Linked DNA regions of Homo sapiens: region 2 is linked to region 1. The links are chromatin loops, found by intact Hi-C in ENCODE. Cell type or tissue: CD14-positive monocyte. All regions are shown on one strand.

What was found. A loop is a pair of places that touch in the nucleus more often than their neighbours do. Peaks named below come from ENCODE experiments on the same cell type or tissue, not always from the same donor. Only the 100,000 strongest peaks of a DNase experiment are listed, where the experiment ranks them.
Region 2: a loop joins it to region 1, with 2.4 times the contacts of the local background. A loop is called at or near these places in 2 of 110 quality-filtered maps.

Annotation. Positions count from the first base shown.
Region 1 is chr3:69,321,020-69,329,019 of GRCh38, reverse strand. The region is part of intron 1 of FRMD4B (FERM domain containing 4B); the gene reads left to right. Among named protein-coding and RNA genes, the nearest start is that of FRMD4B, 61 kb to the left of the region's middle. In CD14-positive monocyte, CTCF peaks have their summits at 4,252 and 4,460 (motif pointing left); DNase peaks (open chromatin) are centred at 1,969, 4,199 and 7,219; H3K4me3 peaks cover 2,863 bases; H3K27ac peaks cover 2,480 bases.
Region 2 is chr3:69,209,115-69,217,114 of GRCh38, reverse strand. It overlaps FRMD4B (FERM domain containing 4B), which reads left to right. Exons shown (of 23, transcript NM_015123.3): 11 at 766-852. Among named protein-coding and RNA genes, the nearest start is that of LMOD3, 91 kb to the right of the region's middle. In CD14-positive monocyte, no CTCF peak of the experiment used is centred here; a DNase peak (open chromatin) is centred at 4,514; H3K4me3 peaks cover 351 bases; H3K27ac peaks cover 3,525 bases.

The DNA.
Region 1 (8,000 bases):
AGAATTTAGGATGAGTCCATAGAGTAAAGTGAAAGCAAGTTTATTAGAGAAGTAAAGAAACAAAAGAATGGCCACTCCATAGGCAGAGCAGCACCGAGAGCTGCTAGATGGCTATTTTTATGATTATTTCTTGATCATATGCTAAACAAGGGGTGGGTTATTCATGAATTTTCCAGGAAACAGGCAGGCAGTTCCCAGAAGTGAGGGTTCCTTCCCTTTTTAGACAATATAGGGTAACTTCTGGATGTTGCCATGGCATTTGTAAACTGTCATGGTGCTGGTGAGAGTGTCTTAAAGCATGCAATTGCATTATAATTAGTGTATAATGAGCAGTGAGGACTACCAGAGGTCTTTTTTCATCACCATCTTGGTTTTGGTGGGTTTTGGCTGGCTTCTTTGCTGTGTCCTGTTTTATCAGCTGAGTCTTTATGACCTGTATCTTGTGATACCAGCCCTGCTGACCTCCTATCTCATCCTGTGACTAAGAATGCCTGACCTCCTGTGAATGCAGCCCAGTAGGTCTCAGCCTTATTTTACCCAGGTCCTATTCAAGATGGAGTCACTCCAGTGCAAACACCTCTGACACAACCAGCTCTGGGGAAAAAGGGACACTGATTTGCAACACTTGCCATTTTCTGTGGTGTAAATACTCTCACCTTGACTGACTTACTGATCTGGGAAGAGACGAGCAGTAGCATATCATTAAATGGTGTTACTTCCATGCAGATTCAATAACCACAAGAGCAAAGGTCATAGTAAATGTAGTAAAACAATTGGAAAGTGAAGAGTTTTATTACCTTTGCTTTTAATGCGATTTATTTCATTGTAAGTTCATATTAGTTGTACCTAACAACCAGCTTGAAAATGGGACAGTGGGCTTTCGTGAGTGGCCAAGAGCCAGCTCTCCACCACCATTCTGTCTCTCAAAAGATCTTTCCTCCCAGTTATGTTCCCTGGTGCTTGCCAATAAATCTTTTTTTTCTTAACTCCTTTTTCATATTTCTATGTTCTCCTGACCTGTGGCTTCCAGTTTTGTTGTTTTGTTTTAATCGTTGAATCCCACATTGGCTTCAAAAAGAGTCTGAATCCCATTTAAAAACACAGCCTGCATTAGGTGACAAGGAAGCTTCATGACTAAATAATATAAGCCTGTAAGTTGAGAGGAAATATTTCTTCTGTGACAGTGAAACAAGTCCTGGATGTTAAGATTAAGAATTTTTCTATATGTCCCAAATGAGTTTGACTTTTCTGTTTTTACAATTTGGTGATGCTTTTCTAAAACCCTTACCCAAATATGATGTTTCTACCAACAAATCAGAGATAGGCTAGGACTCTGGACCTAATACAATCCGTTTGTTTTAATTATAAACTCCCTAAGGAGGACTTATTTCAGCCTCTACCTATACATGAGTCACAAAAAATAAAGAGACTTGGAAAAGCATAAATCAGAGACATTCTAACAGGGTTGACGAAAAATTGAAACATGAAAACCCTGAGAGTAAGCATGTACTCCATAATTAATGTAAAGTTGATTCTGATTTTCTAATTAATTTTTGCTAATTCTTAGGTTCTCAGGACGATGTATGTGATTTGTTTGCTTTGTGAGTGGCTTCCATTGAGCCCAGGATTTCCAAATGTATTATACCGTGAATAGGCAATACCTAGAATATCTTTAAATTACAAGTACTGCAGTTTATTTTCAATATCTCTTCACACAAGTTACACTTGAGACTTTTAAGTCTTTGAAAGACGCAGTACTTTTTTACTCCTTCCTACAGGTTGTTTTTCACGGGAAAAGAGAAAACTGACAGTTGGCAAAGCAAAAAGTTTCCAAACCACAGGGTGTCTGCTGCTTGCATACTCACTGAAGCCAAAATTTCCATTTTCTACAAGGCAACTGGAGAACTTTCATTTCTGGTTAACCTGAACTGCAGATGAAAATGAAAATCCCCCCACCCCCAACCCACAGGCTGTGCTCTCAGCTTTTCTTAGTTCCATTTTTGTGACTTTTCCTGTTTACAGTATCTGTGCCCTCCCATTTTTTTGTTTTTTTATTTTTGACTCATTGATACTGTACCATGACGTCTAAAAATACAGCCTAACAACTGGTTTTAAGCAACGAGGCTGTTTCTTTCTGGAGAGGAACAGCAGAAATATCCTGCATGTTTTTCTGAAAATAAACATTTGACAGTCTCTTCTTGGTGCCTAACATGAGTTTCTAATTGGAAAAGCACAGTCAGAATATAAAGAGAATCTTGCTTTTCACTGAAGTTTCTTCCATGTAGATATATACCCTGATTTTTCCCTCTCATGTTGTTTGTTGAGCACCTTTTTGAGCTTGGCCTAGCCCCTTATAAACTGTGGGACCTCAGACAAGTCATTCTCAACTTCGTGGAATCTCAGATTATGGAAACTATCTGCTTCACAGGTAGGTTTGAGAGCTCAATGGGGAAAATGTATGTAAAAGCAGATGGCATAGGCAAAGCCATGAACACATATTAACTTGCATTTTATGGAGATGAGAACAAAGGAATGATCTGGTCACAATCAGATAAGGTGTTAGAGTTTACCACCTTCCTTCCCCAGATTTGGACATATGGACAGCTAAAAATGGTGGTTGTAAGTTAGTCTGTTGATTATCACTAGAAAAAATCAGATTGAATGAATCCCCAGCTATTAGGTTTTTGGGTCTCTCCAGGGTTTAACTGGCGGGTTGATTGTCAACTTAAACATGACAGCTTAGTGTCTTAATAATGTAGAAGAGGCTGGGCATGGTGGCTTATGCCTATAATCCCAGCACTATGGGAGGCCGAGGCGGGAGGATCACTTGAGCCCAGGAGTTCAAGACTAGCCTAGGCAACATAGTGAGACCTTATCTCTACAAAAAAAAAAAAAAAAAATTGATTAGCCAGGCATGATGGTGTGCACCTGTAGTTCCATTTACTTGGGAGGCTGTGGTGGGAGGATTGCGTGAGCCCAGGAGGCTGAAGCTACAGTGAGCTATGGTCCACTCCAGCCTGGGTGATAGAGAGAGAGACCTTGTCTCAAATAATAATAATCTAGGAAAACTTTTTTCTTGAGAGAAGTACGCACTTAAGCAAATTAAAATAACCATTTCTGGAGAACAGGATAGTACTCAATAGCTTAGACATTATTTCCACTAATAATAGTACTCACGGCACTAGGGTAAGGATAAACTGGTAATACATGTCAAGCACTTAGCACAGACTCTAACACCTAACCTATACTCAATAAATGGTGTATTACTGATGATACAATTATCATCTGTGCTTTAAGGTAGAGTTTATAATCAGTTCAACCTGCCTTAATACAAGAGGCAAACCCAAATGAGACTGATTTTTTATCCTTTCCATTTCATAGGGGCAGAAACTGAGATTTAGAGAGATACCATGATATTCTCTTAGGTAAATAGCAGGGCTGGGACACAAACTCAAACCTCGTGACTCTAAATCCTGTGTGCTTCTCATTGACACTAGGCTGGTGTCTCCTGATGGCCTTCAGCTCCAGGCTTAATAAGTTGCTTTGCTTCTTTATTTTTCTTTCTTCCTTTAAAACCTGGCTTTTCTTTTCACCAGACTTATCAGATCAGGCTAGAATCTGATAAGGGATTGTCATTTATGAGAATGCCCTCCCCAGGGAATGTCTGCCCGAAGCTGGCTGGAATTGCCTGCCAGGTTGGCATTAGAGCTGCAGCAATGGCCGTCCATTGACTGGCCAGCCTTTCTTGTTTACTTTCTCCCAACCTCTGTAAGGCAGAAAGGAGCATGCAGTTAAATGTTTAGAAAACACCATCAGCCCTCCAGTCTCTACTGGGAGCCACTTGACCAAGAGCAGTGGTCCAATATAAGTTCTCTCCATCAATTAATTTCTTTTCTTTCTTTCTTTCTTTCTTTCTTTCTTTCTTTCTTTCTTTTTTTTTTTTTAGACAGTATCTCACTGTTGCCCAGGCTGGAGTACAGTGGCACAGTTATGGCTCACTGCAACTCGAAACACCTGGGCTCAAGTGATCTTCCTGCCTCAGCCTCTCAAGTACATAGGACTACAGGTACACGCCTGGCTAATTTTTTGTAGAGACAGGGTCTTACCCTGTTGCTCAGGCTGATCTCAGACTCCTGGGCTCAAGCAATCCCCCCCCGCCTCAGCCTTCCAAAACATTAGGGTTACAGGAGGGAACCACCACATCCGGCCTTCTCCATCAATTTCCTCATTTCTCGTGCTTCCTGGGTAAAGAGAAGTGAGTTTTGCACATGCTTAGAACTCAATTCCATTGCCAGTTTATCTACTTCAGAGCCCTTATTATCTGAAAATATCATATTTGTTTAATTGTTACTAGTTTCTTTTTTTCTCCTCACCTCTAAAGCAGTTGTTCTCAAAAGAGGTGATTTTGCGTCCCAGGGGACATTTGGCAAGGTCTGGAGACATATGGGGGAGGATCTACTGACATCTAGTGGGTAGAGGTCAGGGATGCTGTTTAGCACCCTATAGTGCCCAGGACTATGCTCCGCAATAATGAGTTATCTGGCTGCAAATACCAATGAAGTTGAGAACTGTAGGACAAGCTCCAGAGATAATGCCCTTTCAGTCTTATTGGCTGGTATATAATAGTGCCAAGAACAGTGCTTGCACTTAGAGAGTGCTCAGCACATATTGGTTAAGTGAATGAATGAACACATAATCCAGAGCTTTTCCACACTGAATTAATTACATGTGTGCTAGGCTACATCTTAAGCCCAGAGTAATATGGAGTCAGGTCCAGGAGGCCACATAACTGACAAATATCATCCTGTACCCTGAGTGTTCACATATGCATGACACAGCCATGGAAGCATCCCAACAGGTGGAGATTAATTCCATCCTGACTGCCCAAGGAAGATCAATAGCAAACATAGACACCATTTTTAGCAGCTGCCCATATTTCATCAGTGTGGGGCCAGGAAGTAGCCAAGGGATGGTGATTGTAAAACCTTTCTCTTCTTCTGGCCTTGCTTCGAGACAGTGGCCTGAACCAGCCAACTCTGGTTTGGTGAGTCTGGATCAAGCTTTTCAGAGCAGTGTTAGGCTTCGCAATCAAGGTGATACATTAAGTGCCTAAACTACATGTGATTTAATATATAGGATGTATGAGATAGGAAATACTTTGTACTGAAGTAATATAGCCCTTAAGAGCATGGATTCTGGAGTCAGAACACCTAGGTTTACATCCTACTCTGCCTCTTCCTGGCCCTATGACCTTGTAAGGTGGGTCAGCCATGTACCTTTTCTGAGCCTCAATTTTCTCATCCATAAAATGAAGCTAGTAATGGAATCCACCTTACAGAGTTCTTATGAAAATTCATTTAAAACGCATATATATATATATATATATATATATATATATATATATATATATACACAGAGAGAGAGAGAGAGAGTTGGGTTTTTGTTTTGTTTTTTTGAGACAGAGTCTCGCTGTGTCGCCCAGGCTGGAGTGCAGTGGTGCGACCTCAGCTCACTGCAACCTCCACCCACTGGGTTCAAGCAATTCTGCCTCAGCCTCCCAAGTAGCTGGGATTACAGCATGCGCTACCATGCCGAGCTAATTTTTTTGTATTTTTAGTAGAGAGGGGGTTTCACCATATTGGCCAGGCTGGTCTCAAATTCCTGACCTCAGGTGATCTGCCCACCTCAGCCTCCCAAAGTGCTGGGATTACAGGCATGAGCCACCACGCCCGGCCATAAAAGGCCCTTTGTATATAAATGAAAGGATTTGGGATAGTTATCAGGCACACAGTCAGCAGCTGTTATCTTTGTTAGCATTTCTCTTAAGGCATGTTACTCAATTACTCAATTTCAGCTTTGGCAAACTGAATTCTCCTCTTCTTTGTCATTCCTCCCCTCTTCCCTCATTTCATTTTCCTTTCCTCCTTTGCTTCTTTTACACTGCCTGCTTTTCTCCCTCCCTCATTGTCTTTTTCCTTCTCCACTTCCAGTGAACCTGCAAGAGATGTACAGGAGTCCTACTTTGGTACGACTGATGGAACCTGAGATTCTACCCAACTTTATCACTGTATGACCAGGCACCACTTAACCTCTGTGCACTTCAGTTTGGTCATCTATGAAATCTAAACAGAAATCTCATGCCCATAACCCCATCACTTCAAGAGGCCAACGTGGGAAAAAATTGCTTGAGTCCAGGAGTTCGAGACCAGCCTGGGCGATACAGCAAGACCCCATCTCTACAAAAAAATAGAAAAAGTTAGCCAGGTGTGGTGGCACATGCCTGTGGTCCCAGCTATTCAGGAGGCTGAGGTGGGAGGACTGCTTGAGCCCAGCAGGTCGAGGCTGCAGTGAGTCATGTTCATGCCACTGTACTCCAGCCTGGGCAACAGAGCAAGACCCTGTCTCAAAAAAAAAAAAAAAAAAAAGAGAGAGAGAAAAATCTAAACAATGACTCTCCCTGGTAGGGTTGTTAGCAACATGAAAGAAGTCACTACACATGTGAAGCACTCCATACTCGTGTGACATGTAGTAAGTGTTTGCTAGAAGCTAGGAGAATCATTTATTGACACTTAAAAAAGAAGTCTCCAGTGATTGCACATTGGGAGGGTAGGCACTGTCTTGAAAGAACTTGAGGGAAAATCACAGCTGACTCCATTTGGAGACATCTGTGTCAGTCTAGGCCATTCTCTGAACGGGAGTGTCAATAGCTCATATTCAGTCAACACCCAGAGATGATATAAAGGGGCCCTGTTCAGCTAGGGTTGACATCATTAGGGTGAAATATAAAACTCCATCCACTCAATAGATCCCAAAGTAAGAACGTCCTAGATACATCCTTCTCCCGCTCTCCAGTTCCTCCAGAATATCTCATCTGATGAGGAGTTTAATAACACACCTTGTTCTCTGGGTGGAAAGAGTGTTTTTTATGTGTGAGTTTTTCTGGGCCAGGGCTTGGGAGTTGCCTGGAAAATCCTCGCTTTGGATTGTGCTCTGTCTGTTTAAATCATTTGTGAGCCAGACGCAATGGCTCACAGCTGTAATCCCAGCACTTTGGGAAGCCAAGGCAGGAGGACTACTTGAGCCTGGGGGTTGAAGACAAGCCTGGGCAACATAGTGAGATCTCCATCTGTACAAAAAATTAGCCAGGTGTGGTGGCACTTGCCTATAGTCCCAGCTATTCGGGAGGCTGACGTGGAAGAATCACTCAAGTTGGGGAAGTCAAGACTGCAGTGAGTCATGGTTGTGCCACTGTACTCCAGCCTGGGTGACAGAGTGAGACCCTGTGTAGAAAAAAAAAAAATCATTTGTGAATGTATTTCAGTGTTAGCTGTGTCTGGGTTCTGAACAGTTAAGACATTTCTTAACTCAGCAGATATTTATATACCACGGTCTCACCGTGTGCCAGGCACTGTTCTAGGCCCTGCGGAGACAGTGGTGAACAAAGCAATAAAGCTCTTAGACAGTTTTGGACCACTGTAGGGCTCAATTGGAATTATGGAACCTGCCTAGATAGCTGGGTTTTCACCCTTCCAGATGGCAGATTTCACTCTAGAAGGTGACCGCACAGAAAATCCTGAGGAGGCATTTTTATGAAGCAGGCCCTTTCTCACTAGGCTTTCGAAAAGGTCAAAAGGAATAAGGGAGAGAGAGAGAAGAAAAATTTTTAAAAAGGCTTGCTGCTTCCTTACCAATTTCATATGTTTCTGTTCCAAAGAACAACTAAAGCAAAGCCGAAGTAGGCTACGATTTTGGTCTTTTTTTGTAGCTATTTCCTGTTGCCTTGTAAGACGACCCCGTTGTTATGAGTGGTTCCATACTGCCCTGTCTTGAATTGCCTTTTGGTTTCTTACCAACCCACTCTCCTCTCTCATCTCCTAAACCAGGCAGTGGGATTGGGGGCCAGGGTGGGGGAGTGTGTTCTCATAAAGACTTGAACCCCACTATGGGCTGCCGCATCAGGGCCCTCTTTGAAACCAGAGGTCTGGCTTATAGCCAATTCT
Region 2 (8,000 bases), 110 kb after region 1:
TGTTCATTGTTAATTGTTTTATAAACATCAGGAATTGGAACCACTTTTCTCATCTTTGTAATTCTTTGGAAACGTCCCCAACCTTTTATAACTGGTTACTAATTAAGAGGCAAAGAGCTTTTTTTTTTTTAATGGATAACTGGCTTTTTACTGGATTAATTCTTAGTTGAATTACTTACATTTTATTTATTTTCTCCAACTGTTTAATCAAAACAGTAATGCTTTACTCTTTTTGATGGTATTAACAGTCCTGGACTATTTCAACTTAAAGATTTTATTTGAAGAAACTCCAAGTAGGTGTTTTAATAACAAGTTAGGTTTTTAAATGTTTTGTTTATCAAGACAGCTTTATTTTGACTTGCTGATACTTGTTAAGAGGTGAAATTGCCAGGTGTGGTGGCTCACACCTATAATCCCAGCACTTTGGGAGGCTGAGGTGGGTGGATCATGAGGTCAGGAGATCAAGACCATCCTAGCCAACATAGTGAAACCCCGTCTCTACTAAAATACAAAAAAATTAGCCAGGCATGGTGGTGCACACCTGTAATCCCAGCTGCTAGGGAGGCTGAGGCAGGGGAATTGCTCAAACCCAGAGGCAGAGATTGCAGTGAGCCGAGATCATGCCACTGCACTCCAGCCTGGTGACAGAATGAGACTCCGTCTCAAAAAAAAAAAAAAAAAAAAAGAGGTGAAATTGGTAAATTTTATTCACTTCTAGAAGAGTTAACAGCTAGGTCTTGGTTCTCATGCTTTTTCATCTTCTAGGATAAGCAAGGACTTCCTTGGTGGCTTGGAATAAGCTATAAGGGAATTGGCCAATATGATATACAAGACAAGGTGAAGCCTCGGAAGGTAAGTGTGGATCACTTTAGGAGAACTTTGAACTGTTCAAAACATGTTAATCACAACATAGTTGAAAAGCACACACCATTAGGTTGTTGGGGTTTTTTTGGTTTTTTTTGAGATGGAGTCTCACTTTGTCGCCCAAGCTGGAGTGCAGTGGGCTGATAGTGGCTCACTGCAACCTCCACCTCCTGGGTTCAAGCGAGTCTCCTGCCTCAGCCTCCCAAGTAGCTGGGATTACAGGCACACGCCACCACACCCGGCTAATTTTTGTACTTTTAGTAGAGACGGGGTTTTGCCATGTTGGCCAGGCTGGTCTCAAACTTCTGACCTCAAGTGATCTGCCCACCTTGGCCTCCCGAAATGCTGGGATTATAGGCGTGAGCCACAAGCACACACCATTAGGTTTCTATTTTATGTTAGTATGAACAGGATGATGCCATTTATTTTATAAATTTTATATGTACATTTATGCATATACATATTTGAATTGGATGGTAGACATATAAATGAATAATAAAGACATGACCCAAAAGTTTTGGTGCTAGTGATCTCTCAATGATGCAGGTATAAGTCTTCTTTCTTCTGCTGCTATTATCTCTGTTTCACCATTTTCTGCAGTGAACATGTCTGCTTTTTGTAGAGAAAAATCAGTTGTGTGCTATTTATGAAAGGGTCACAGGCCAGGCATGGTGACTCCTGTCTGTAATCCCAGCACTTTGGGAGGCCAAGGTGGGTGGATCAGAAGGTCAGGAATTTGAGACCAGCCTGGCCAACAAGGTGTAACCCCGTCTCTACTAAAAATACAAAAATTAGCCACGTGTAGTGGCAGGCATCTGTAATCCTAGCTACTCGGGAGGCTGAGGCACGAGCATTGCTTGAATCTGGGAGGCAGAGGTTGCAGTGAGACAAGATTGTGCCACCGCACTCCAGCCTGGGCAACAGAGAGAGACTCCATCTCAAAAAAAAAAAAAAAAAAAAAAAAAAGAGGGTCACAATCTATCAGATTTGGATTTCCAGGGTTAAATAACTAACATTAATGTCCATTTAAAATTTTACTATGAAGCTGTTTTTTTAAAAAAATTCATTATTAGCTGGGTGCGGTAGCTCACACCTGTAATCCCAGCACTTTGGGAGGCTGAGTCGGGTGGGTTGCCTGAGCTCAGGAGTTTGAGATCAGCCAAGGCAACAAGGTGAAACCCCGTCTCTACTAAAATACAAAAAATGAGCTGGGCATAGCGGCATGCGCGTATAGTCCCAGCTCCTCGGGAGGCTGAGGCAGGAAAATTGCTTGAACCTGGGAGGCAGAGGTTGCAGTGAGCCGAGATCACGCCACTGCACTTCAGCCTGGGCGACAGGGTGAGACTTCATCTCAAAAAAAAAAAAAATTCATTATTATTATTATTTTTTGAGATGGAGTCTCGCTGTGTTCCCTTGGCTGGAGTGCAGTGGCCTGATCACAGGTCACTGCAGCCTCGATTTCCCTGGCTCAAGCAATCCTTCCACCTCAGCCTCCCAAGTAGCTTGGACTACAGACACATGCTACCATGCCCAGATCATTTTTAGAAAGTTTTTTGCAGAGACAAAGTCTGACTATTTTTCCCAGACTGGTCTTGAACTCCTGGGCTCAAGCGATCTTCCCACCTTAGCCTCCCAAAGTGCTGGGATTACAGGCACGAGCCACTGTGCTCAGCTGAATCTGCTTCTCTTGATCCAAGCTCAAGTGTACAACACGTTTTTGCCCATATTAGAGTTGAAGAATCCATATAGATCACCATGCAGCTGCTCTTGGCTTCCTTTGGTATGACAGTGACATCAAGACTGACTCATGCTGCCCTGGTTGGTTTTGCCACTCTCCCTGTGCCATCCTGCCATCACTGAAAGCACAGGAGTAAAACAATGGCCTCTAATAACAGACCATGGTCAGCTACCTGCATTATCACAACCTGACATCACAGCCTTAAATAACTCCTGTAATTTCCATCTGTCTCTTGCTTTCATGTGTGTTAGAAAAACAGCCAATCTCTTTATAAAACAGCCCTATAATCATACGTACTCTTCATCTTCTAAGTGTCCATGCAGCTTGAATCATTGCACACAGTCTTCTATGAGTTATGAAAATAAATAAAACCCCCTCTTTTCCCCATTTTATGGTTGTGAAACTGACACAGATAACACAAAAGGGTAGATTAGGGAAAGCCATATCCCCTCTGCCACCCACCTCCAATACTGATCCAGCTTTCCTGGATCAGGCTAGTAGGGCGTTGAGGCTTCTTACTAGAAATTATTGATAAGGCCGAGGGTGGTGGCTCATGCCTGTAATCCCAGTGCTTTTGGAGGTCAAGATGGGAGGACTACTTAAGGCCAGGAGTTCAAGACCAGCCTGAGCAATGTGACAAGACCCCATCTCTACAAAAAAAAAGAAAAAGAAAACTTAACAAATTAGCCAGGCATGGTGGCAAATGCCTGTAGTCCCAGTTATACAGGAGGCTGAGGTAGAAGGATCACTTGAGCCTGGGAGGTTGAGGCTGCAATGAACTATGATCATGCCACTGCACTCCGGCCTGGGTGACAGAGCAAAACCTTGTGTCAGAAAAAAAAAAAAAAAAATCAATGAAAACAACAGCGCATCATTCAACAAGCAGTAGAGGACAATGAGAGAGCATGTTTGTAATCATACTGTTAACATTTTTATTCTATAAGCTCTGTGACCAAGATCAATTTAAGGAATACTTAATTAATTTCCAGGAGGAGTATAAGTACTATTGTTCCTGCTTATATTTCAAAATTGACTTCTAAAACCTAATTTCTAATCAATAATATTAGAAATGAAGGATACCCAATTTTTTCAAATATTTTTTAAAATCAATTTTATTTATTGTTAGCTTTTTTTTTTTTTTTTACCCAGAGTAAGAAATACTCATGAGGGCAAGGAAGAAAAAATGGCAGCAAACACTACAAAAAAATGCTTTAGGGGAAGAAGTCTTCTGCAATCCCCATTTTTCCTCCATGACAACCAGCAACTGTTAAAAAAATGGTACCAGTTCATTTAGATTTTGTCAGTGTATATTCTAAGCATTTACAAAGACAGAGAAATCTAATATATACAGTGTTTCATACCTTGCCATATTTCTCTAGCTCACTTATAAACCGATTTCTTTTCACTTTTTTAAAGCTGCCTAGTGCTTCATGATGTGGAAATACATAATTTATTTAACCACTTCACTTTTGATGGACATCATACTTGTTTCCATTTGTAGGAGTGGAGAGAGTTTGCAGAGCATAATAAAAAAACCCAGTCAAACAAATACCTTACCCTAGTTTATCTATTTTGCAAGACCAAAATGCTGTCTATCATGTTTTCTTAAGGTAGACCTCACTTGTATTGAGATTTTTTTGCTAACTTATTTCTCTTCTGAATTTTACTTAAGAAATAACACTCAGGAGTCTTACTGGTTTTTCTGAATCTTCCATGTAAAATATTAGGACAACTCACAAGTAATTTATTAGCTAATGTGGCTTGATAAGATTGAGCTTCCAGCAGAATGTAAATGCATCTGCTAACAGCAACCAGGCTTTGTCCCAAAACAGTAGTGAATCAGAATCTGCACAGTAAATATTGCAGTTAATTTCCTCTCCTGTACTTATGACTCACAGGCCTTTCTTTACGTTCACAGTTTCATAGAAATTGGCAAATACTTCTTGACACTGATCATAATCAGTTTTGCTTGTTCATTCCAGAGTCTAGAAAAGGGTCAGAAGCTACTTCCTTTTTTGGATTTGCAGGGTTTTTTTATTTCAGTTCCAAAACATGCCACTCCATTTTTAAAAAGACCCTACACAGTCCATCTTTTGTTATCGCTTTTTTTCTTTTTTTTCTTTTTTTTTTTCTTTTTTTTTTTTTTTTTTTTTGAGACGGGGTTTCGCTCTGTTGCCCAGGCTGGAGTGCAATGGCACGATCTTGGCTCACTGCAACCTCCACCTCCTGGGTTCAAGTGATTCTCCTACCTCAGCCTCCCGAGAAGCTGGGATTACAGGTGCCTGCCACCATGCCTGGCTAATTTTTGTATTTTTAGTAGAGACAGGTTTTCACCATGCTGGCCAAGCTGGTCTCGAACTCCTGACCTCAGGCAATCCACCTGCCTCGGGCCTCCCAAAGTGCTGGGAATACAGGCGTGAGCCACCATGCCCGGCCCATGTTATCACTTTCTTGCCTTCTCTTTCTCCGTTTTTTTTTTTGGGGGGTGTCTACTCTGTGCCATTGTTTATTTCTTCCTTTCTTCTTTTGTTAAAATCTGACAATGGATTTTGCTTCCATATATTTATTTTTTATGTCCAGACAATGTAAGGATTGAGGCTGTTTTACAAGTCCCTCTCCTGGCCTAGTTTGCACAAATGAAAGAATGCATAATTTAAAGGACCATGAGCACAGCCTTCTATTAAAGGAGGATCATGCTTCAGCTGTTTGTGTGGACCTGTGCAGGCTGCAAGTTTACCAATGGACCAGCAGGAATGAAGGTCAAATTGGCAAACTGTAATGAAACAAAGGCTATAATGAGAGGCCTTAAGGTGCTCAGCCTCTTGAGCCACATCCCGTCTTGTTACAATTATGTGGCTTAAAAGCAGGCCAGAAGAAGGGAAATTTACTGAGAATAAGTACTAAGAATAAGAAAACTGATGCCGAAAGGCTGTTTTGAAAAGGAGTTGTTCCAAGATCTCCCAGCAGTGACCTTCAGACCTTTCTGTATCAGTTATCACCTGTGAATGTTAAGGGCAGGGAGGTATTTGTTTGACCTCCCAGGGCATCCAGCAGATGCTCTTCAAGTCTTTTATTTATATGGCTTTTTTTTGCCAGTCTGGGGTGCCAACAAGTTGTTTTCAACCAGTGTGTAGTGTAGTACAGTGATGCAGGGAAAGAGTTTGGGAGACATCCCAACCTCTGCCCCTGGTGTCTATTTACTGTGCCACCTTGAGCATGTTGTTTAATCTCTCTTTAAAAGTGGTTTTCTCATCTGCACAAGGGTATTGCCACCAACTGTGTAGGGTGGTTGTAAGACCTAGAGGACAAATTTAGCACCATAGCTGATACGCCATCATCATTAGTAGTAGTGAGAAGACAGACAATAAAAGAGTATGGGAAATATTCTTGGATCACTGGTTAGAGAGGGACACAACATTGCTACAAGCCCACAGCTTTAGTGTACTAAGAATCCACTCTCAAATTTTCTTTCTTTTTTTTTTTTTTTTTCGAGATGGCATTTCACTCACTCTTGTTGCCCCGGGTGGAGTGCAATGGCACGAGCTCAGCTCAGCTCACTGCAACCCCTGCTTCCCGGGTTCAAGGAATTCTCCTGCCTCAGCCTCCCAAGTAGCTGGGATTACAGGCATGCGCCACCATGCCTGGCTAATTTTGTATTTTTAGCAGAGATGGAGTTTCACCATGTTGGTCAGGCTGGTCTCGAACTCCTGACCTCAGGTGATCCACCTGCCTGAGCCTCCCAAAGTTCTGGGAATAGAGATGTGTGCCACTACACCCGGCCTCCACCCTCAAATTTTCTGTTTTCGGAGATGTGTGAGCACTTCTTTCACCTCCTAATTCATTAAGCATCATGCCTGAAGGTGTGACGCAAATTAAAGGAAAAATTTTTAATCCAAAATTACAAACCACAAACATTCAGGGTATTAAAAATTAAGACAATAAGCAGCTTTACTTTTTAATCCTCCCTTTGTGTATGAATATGTCATTGCAAACTCTTAGAGAATGTGAAAACGTACCAGAACTCAACTGAATTCCAAATGGTAAGACATTTGGACTTAGAGACTGATGAAGTTTCACTTAAAGAAAAAAAAAAAAGCAGCCTTGTGTTCCTTCTAAGTATTTATTGTTCAGTATTTCAAGGAAAAATGTCTGTTCTTCATAAAGAAGCAGACAGTGGGTCAGAGACTGAGCCAAGTATTAGTCTATGTCATGACAGATTTGTATCCCTTCGGCAAATACTTCCCCTGGAAAACCAGAGCCTGTCAGATGGCAGAGATAAAATGACATACTGTCGAGGTGTCCATAGTGGGACAAAATGCTTCTCAAGATAAGTATCTTTTTGCCTTATATCATGCCAAGAAAGACTTGAGGTGAACTTCATCACCACAGGGCATGTGAAGGTGGGAAAAGTCTCTTAGCTTTCTGTTTCTGTCTCTATATATATTGGAATTCCCAAATCCCTAAAGCCAAATGAATTAAGTAACAAGCACAAAAGTCTTCCTGTTTTCTTCTCATACAACTACAAGGTTATTTTATTTAAAGACAGTGACTTGGTTATTTCTTTAAGCACAGCTATCTTGAGCATTTCTAAGCTCTTCTTTCCACCATGACCATACCACCTTGGACCTAGATTAGAAGCTACTTCTGACACTGCTGAAATTCTAGATGAGATTAACTGTAGGAGAAGAGAACATGGGTTGTTCTCTTTCTACATTAATGCCAAATAAAGCATGGTATGGAAGAAAATAATTGGATTTTAGAATGTCAACCAGAGACTGGTCCATCCTGTTTATAAAGTGTGTATCTAAGCTTTAACCACACCAGTAATCAATCTGATTGTTAAAACCTTCTGCAGAGTCAGTGGGAGGAGAACTCCCATCCTACAGCATGGATTTGAAATAAGAACCAGTTCTGCATTTCCACTTACCAGCTGGCTGACTCAGAGCTGTCACTCAACTTTCTGGGCCTTCATTTTTTTCAGCTATCAAATTGAGATAACTCTTGTCTGCTGTCCACCTCACAGATCATTGTGAGGACCCAATGAGTTAGTGAGTTATTTCACTGAGTGGGTTATTTTCCCCTCCACACCATACTTTAATTTATAGAAAGTGTATTGTACAGCATGGTCTTTCTCTTCCCCTCCCATAGTTGATCGCAATTAGAATTTTAAGCAGTTCTCGTAAAACATGGAACTTTTAGAAAATTGGTTAGGTATTGGTGAAGAAGATGGAAAGAGGGAGGCCTAGGCAGGCTCCTCTGTCATTTGGAAAGTACCAACTCTGAGTGCAAGGGCAGCTGGGTGGTATTGTCTCTAGGTGGGTGGCCCTGGGCAAAGCTTTAACTCAAGATGTTCTTTTTTTTTTTTTTTTGAGATGGATTCTCGCTCTGTTGCCCAGGC